Regions from separate parts of the Homo sapiens genome. Here region 2 is linked to region 1. A link is a loop called in an ENCODE intact Hi-C map of the cell type or tissue named here. Cell type or tissue: CD14-positive monocyte. All regions are shown on one strand.

Evidence for each region. A loop is a pair of places that touch in the nucleus more often than their neighbours do. Peaks named below come from ENCODE experiments on the same cell type or tissue, not always from the same donor. Only the 100,000 strongest peaks of a DNase experiment are listed, where the experiment ranks them.
Region 2: a loop joins it to region 1, with 4 times the contacts of the local background. A loop is called at or near these places in 34 of 110 quality-filtered maps.

Annotation. Positions count from the first base shown.
Region 1 is chr1:236,867,887-236,870,386 of GRCh38, forward strand. All of the region lies in intron 22 of MTR (5-methyltetrahydrofolate-homocysteine methyltransferase), which reads left to right. Among named protein-coding and RNA genes, the nearest start is that of MTR, 74 kb to the left of the region's middle. In CD14-positive monocyte, CTCF peaks have their summits at 1,182 (motif pointing left) and 1,392; DNase peaks (open chromatin) are centred at 1,165 and 2,235; H3K4me3 peaks cover 339 bases; H3K27ac peaks cover 1,060 bases.
Region 2 is chr1:236,108,325-236,110,824 of GRCh38, forward strand. It overlaps the pseudogene ACO2P2. Among named protein-coding and RNA genes, the nearest start is that of GPR137B, 33 kb to the right of the region's middle. In CD14-positive monocyte, CTCF peaks have their summits at 1,209 (motif pointing right) and 1,414; a DNase peak (open chromatin) is centred at 1,217.

The sequences.
Region 1 (2,500 bases):
ACGGCTGAGCAAGGCTGAGCAAAGAAAGTAGTTTCTTGAGATGGCTATGAACAGTGTTGAAATAACAACAGAGGATTTAGAATAAACAGCACGTAAACTTAGGTGATAAAGCAGGGGCAAGGTTTGAGATGATTGGCCTACAATTTTGAAAGAAGTTCTGTGAGTAAAACGCTATCAAACAGCATCACATGCTGCAGAGAAATCTTTTGTGAAAGTTAGATTCAATTGGTGTGGGAAACTTCACTGTCGTCTTATTTTGAGAAATTGCCACGGCCACCCCAAACTTCTGCAGCCACCACTCTAATCAGTCAGCAGCCATGAACATCAAGTCAAGACCCTCTACCAGCAAAAAGGTTACAACTCACTGAAGACCCAGATGATCATTAGCATTTTTTTTTTAGCAACAAGTATTTTTAAATTAAGGTATGTATACCTTGTTCTTTTAGACATAATACTATTGCACACATAATAGAGTACAGTATAGTGTGAACATAACTTTTATATGCATTGAGAAACCAAAAAATTCACATGACTCACTTTATTGAGATACTTTATTGTAATGGTCTAGAGTTGAACCTATAGCATCTCTGAGTTATGTCTGTATTCTAAATTCCCCTCAAGAAATAATGTAGAATATTTGGAAATATTTTTGATTAATTCCATTGAGGTTAATTTTACATATACTCTGTAATAGTAACTAGGAAAAGACAAAAGAGGACATTTTCCATTACAGATAATGCACAGTGTTTAATTATGTAAGAAAAATACGCTATTTCATGATACATTTTAAAGTTATACATCATACATCTAATGTTTTTAAACATGGGTCTGATAACCAGTGGTTCTTAATATAACTGTCTAGTATACGTAAAAGAGCAGTATATGGCTGAGCATGAAAATAATTCCAAACTGTATAATGTTGGAACGTTCAGCTGAGTGAGGAACATGATTGTACCTAAGTCAAAGATACGGTAATGCAGTCTCTCCTGAGAACTTCACATGCTGATAATTATTTAGAGGATTTGGATCCATTTTTTGAAGGAGAGATCAACAATTTGTTTATTTTTTTTAAAAAGTAATGGAAATGGCAACAGACCCCACTGGCACTACTTAAGTACAGGTTGGAAACCATGGCTGGACTGCAGACTGGATGGAAACACATGCCATCTTGTGGTGGCATGTGTGAATTGCAGGAGCAGCAGACAGGCTGCCACCTTAGTTAACTGAGAAATAAAGGGTAAAATGACAGCAAGTATCAGGTACCTTAAAAGGATGCAGATGCAGTTTTATTTTCCTTTTTAAATTTCTTCTGGAGACGAAAAGGACTTTTTGTCTTACATTACAGTATTTTTGAAATTCTGTGTATTCTTAAATAGTATGAGATGCCTTTGCTAAAACATTCAGTGCAACTTTTTTTTTCCTGGATTAGTATCCAAATTAAATGCTTGCTCTCATAGCTCTATTCTAAGCACTTAAAAAAAGAGTTTTTTTGTAGAGACAAAGTCTCGCTAATGTTGCCCAGGCTGGACTCAAACCCCTGGCCTCAAGTGATCCTCCTGCCTTGGCCTCTTAAAGCACTGGGTTTACAGGCATGAGCCTCCATACCCAACCTCTCTTCTGAGCACTTTAAAACAAATACTGTAAAATCAACAACTTCCGTAACATTCATTTTTATTCTCTTTAGCCTCCCATGTGGCGAAATACAGGAATGTGTATAGGGAGAGGCTTACAGACATAGGGTATGGCTCAAAATGACAAAGGGAAACTGAGGGAGAGTCAAGGAAGATGGGGTTATGTGTAGGGGTAAAACAGGAGGTTGTGGTAGAGGTGAGAGGGATGGTGGGAAGAATGGTAGCAGGCACAGAGGGCAGGCTGGATCTGACCTGTGCCCTCTTCTCCGACTTCACATACCCTGGGATTCCTAGCTAGTTCAGGACTCTGGGCCCTCATAGTGCTGGTCTCTGCCTAGACTTCCCTGTTTCCTTCAGCTAATACCCACTTAATTTTTCAAAATCCATTTCAGACTTTCCCCTAGGATGCTTCTGGTTGTCACCCATTTTGGGCCTTCCATACATAGTACACTGTAAATGCTTTCATTGTAGTACTTGCCACACCATATTCTAATTCAGAGCTTGCCAACAGTTTCTCAACTCAGATGTGCCAGGAAACCCATTCTCTTTCCTGCTGGAGAGTGGAACTGGGCCTCTGTCCTACATGGGTTGACCAGGGCTGTGAGCAACTTCCTTTGTGCATCCCAGTACCATAAGTGTCATTTCAGTGTGTGGAAATAGTGAGAATTGCCCTCTAATCAATAGTACATTTGACTATTTCCCCAGCAAGACGACTTTGAAGGCAGGCTAATTAGCTGGAAATTGAACTTGTCACCCAGGCCTCTGGCTCAGTGTTCTTGGTCGTTTTCTTACCTCACTGATCTGTGGTTATGATTCTCTCCTGCTGATCTCTCCTTCTGGGAGTGGTCTTTAAACACAGAAATGTTCTG
Region 2 (2,500 bases), 760 kb before region 1:
AACAAGTGACTTTGACTCCTGTTTTTGTTGAAGCCTCTCTGTGACACACAGTTATCCAGCTTGGAACATCTCTGGGTATAGTTTGGCTCCTTATCTGTGGCCTCTTCGAAAAGTGTCAATCATGAGGGTTGAAACACCCGCCTACATACACACACACTTAGTGAATGAATTGACACAAGCCTCCAGATTCTTTTTTGAGAGTAGAATAGCACTCACTGTCCAATAGAAATATGATGCAGGCCCCAAAGCTGAGCCATATATGCAATTTAAAGTTTTTAGCAGCTTCTTTTTTTCTTTTTTTTTGAGACGGAGTTTTGCTCTGTCGCCCAAGCTGGAGTGCAGCAGCACGATCTCAGCCGATCTCAGCTCACTGCAATCTCCGCCTCTTGCACCCAAGCGATTCTCCTGCCTGAGCCTCCCAAGTAGCTGGAATGACAAGTGTGCACCACCATGCCCTGCTAATTTTTGTATTTTTAGTAGAGACAGAGTGTTGCCATGTTGGCCAGGCAGGTCTCGAACTCCTGACCTCAGGTAATCACCCCGCCTCGGCTCCCAAAGTGCTGGGATTACAGGCATGAACCACTGCATCTGGCCATTAGCAGCCTCATTTAAAAAGGTAAAAAGAAATATGACAATAATTATAATAACATAATCAATATTTTAAATGATTGTTGAGGGCTGGGCACGGTGGCTCACGCCTGTAATCCCAACACTTTGGGAGGCCGAGGCGGGTGGATCACCTGAGGTCAGGAGTTCAAGACCAGCCCGACCAACATGGAGAAACCCCATCTCCCCTAAAAATGCAAAATTAGCTGGTCGTGGTGGTGCATGCCTGTAATCCCAGCTGCTCAGGAGGCTGAGGCAGGAGAATCGCTTGAACCTGGGAGACAGAGGTTGTGGTGAGCCGGGATTGCGCCATTGCACTCCAGCCTGGGCAACAAGAGTGAAAGTCCATTTCAGAAAAAAAAAAAAATTGTTGGAGTATTTTACATTCTTTTGCACCTACTAAGTCTTCAAAACCCAGTATGCCTTTTACACTGAGGGCGCGTCTCCATTCCAACTAGCCACAGCTGAAGTGGTCAGCAGCCACATGGGGCTGGCGGCCTGCAGGCCGGACAGCACCAGTCCAGGTGTATCCAGCGAGTTGCTGAGGATGGCAGGATGGAAAGGAGGAGTGTGAAATCGTGCCTGGAATGTCCAAGCGGATTTAATCTTATTGGTTAAAGATGTCCACTAGGTGGCGATATATGCAAGGAATGAAAATTTACTATGTGGCTGACATTGTTAATATATGCAATTATTTGTAGATATAATTCAGTATTTCCATCATCCCTGCAAGATGAGTAACAGGATGTTCACTTTGCGGATGAGGAAAATGAACCTTAAGCAACCTAGGCGTCTGGTGAAAGGGTTTCCAGCCAGCAACCGGAGGAGGCAGGAATCATGCCAGGTGTGTCTGGTGCCGGAGCCCAGAGGCTTCCCAGATCCGCACACTTCATGCTCACTCATCTGCCAGCCACACAGAGGTCCTGGATGTCTGGTGGGCGATGAGCAAGCGACAGAGAGTCCGTGTGATGAGGTTGCTCAGGCTGATGTGACAACAGTGAGAAGAGGCGTCTCATCTCATCCCTAACCAGACGGGGTTAGGGATGGCGTCTTGGAGCAGCCAACCGGAGAGATTGACATCGCTGATAAAGAGGTAGATTCACACGACCTCATCTTTGTCAGTGCACAAAATGGCTCCCTACAGCCCACTGGTGACCCGGCTGCAGAAAGCTCTGGGTGTGCGGCAATACCATGTGGCCTCAGTCCTGTGCCAACGGGCCAAGATGGCGATGAGCCACTTTGAGCCCAATGAGTACATCCACTATGACCTGCTAGAGAAGAACATTAACATTGTTTGCAAACGACTGAACTGGCCTCTGACCCTCTTGGAGAAGATCGTGTATGGACACCTGGATGACCCGGCCAGCCAGGAAATCGAGCAGGGCAAGACACCTGTGGCTGTGGCCGGACCACGTGGCCATGCTGCAGTTCATCAGCAGTGGGCTGCCCAAGGTGGCCATGCCGTCCACCATCCACTGTGACCATCTGAAAGAGGCCCAGCTCGGAGGCGAGAAAGACCTGCGCCAGGCCAAGGACATCAACCAGGAAGTTTATAATTTCCTGGCAACTGCAGGTGCCAAATATGGCGTGGACTGCTGGAGGCTTGGATCTGGAATCATTCATTAGATTATTCTGGAAAACTATGCATACCTTAGGGTTCTTCTGATTGGCACTGACTCCCACACCCCCAGTGGTGGCGGCCTGGGGGGAATCTGCATTGGAGTTGGGGGTGCCGATGCTGTGGACATCATGGCTGAGATCCCCTAGGAGATGAAGTGCCCCAAGGTGATTGGCATGAAGCTAACAGGCTCCCTCTCCAATTGGACCTCACCCTAAGACGTGATCCTGAAGGTGTGGCAGGCATCCTCAAAGTGAAAGGTGGCACAGGTGCAAT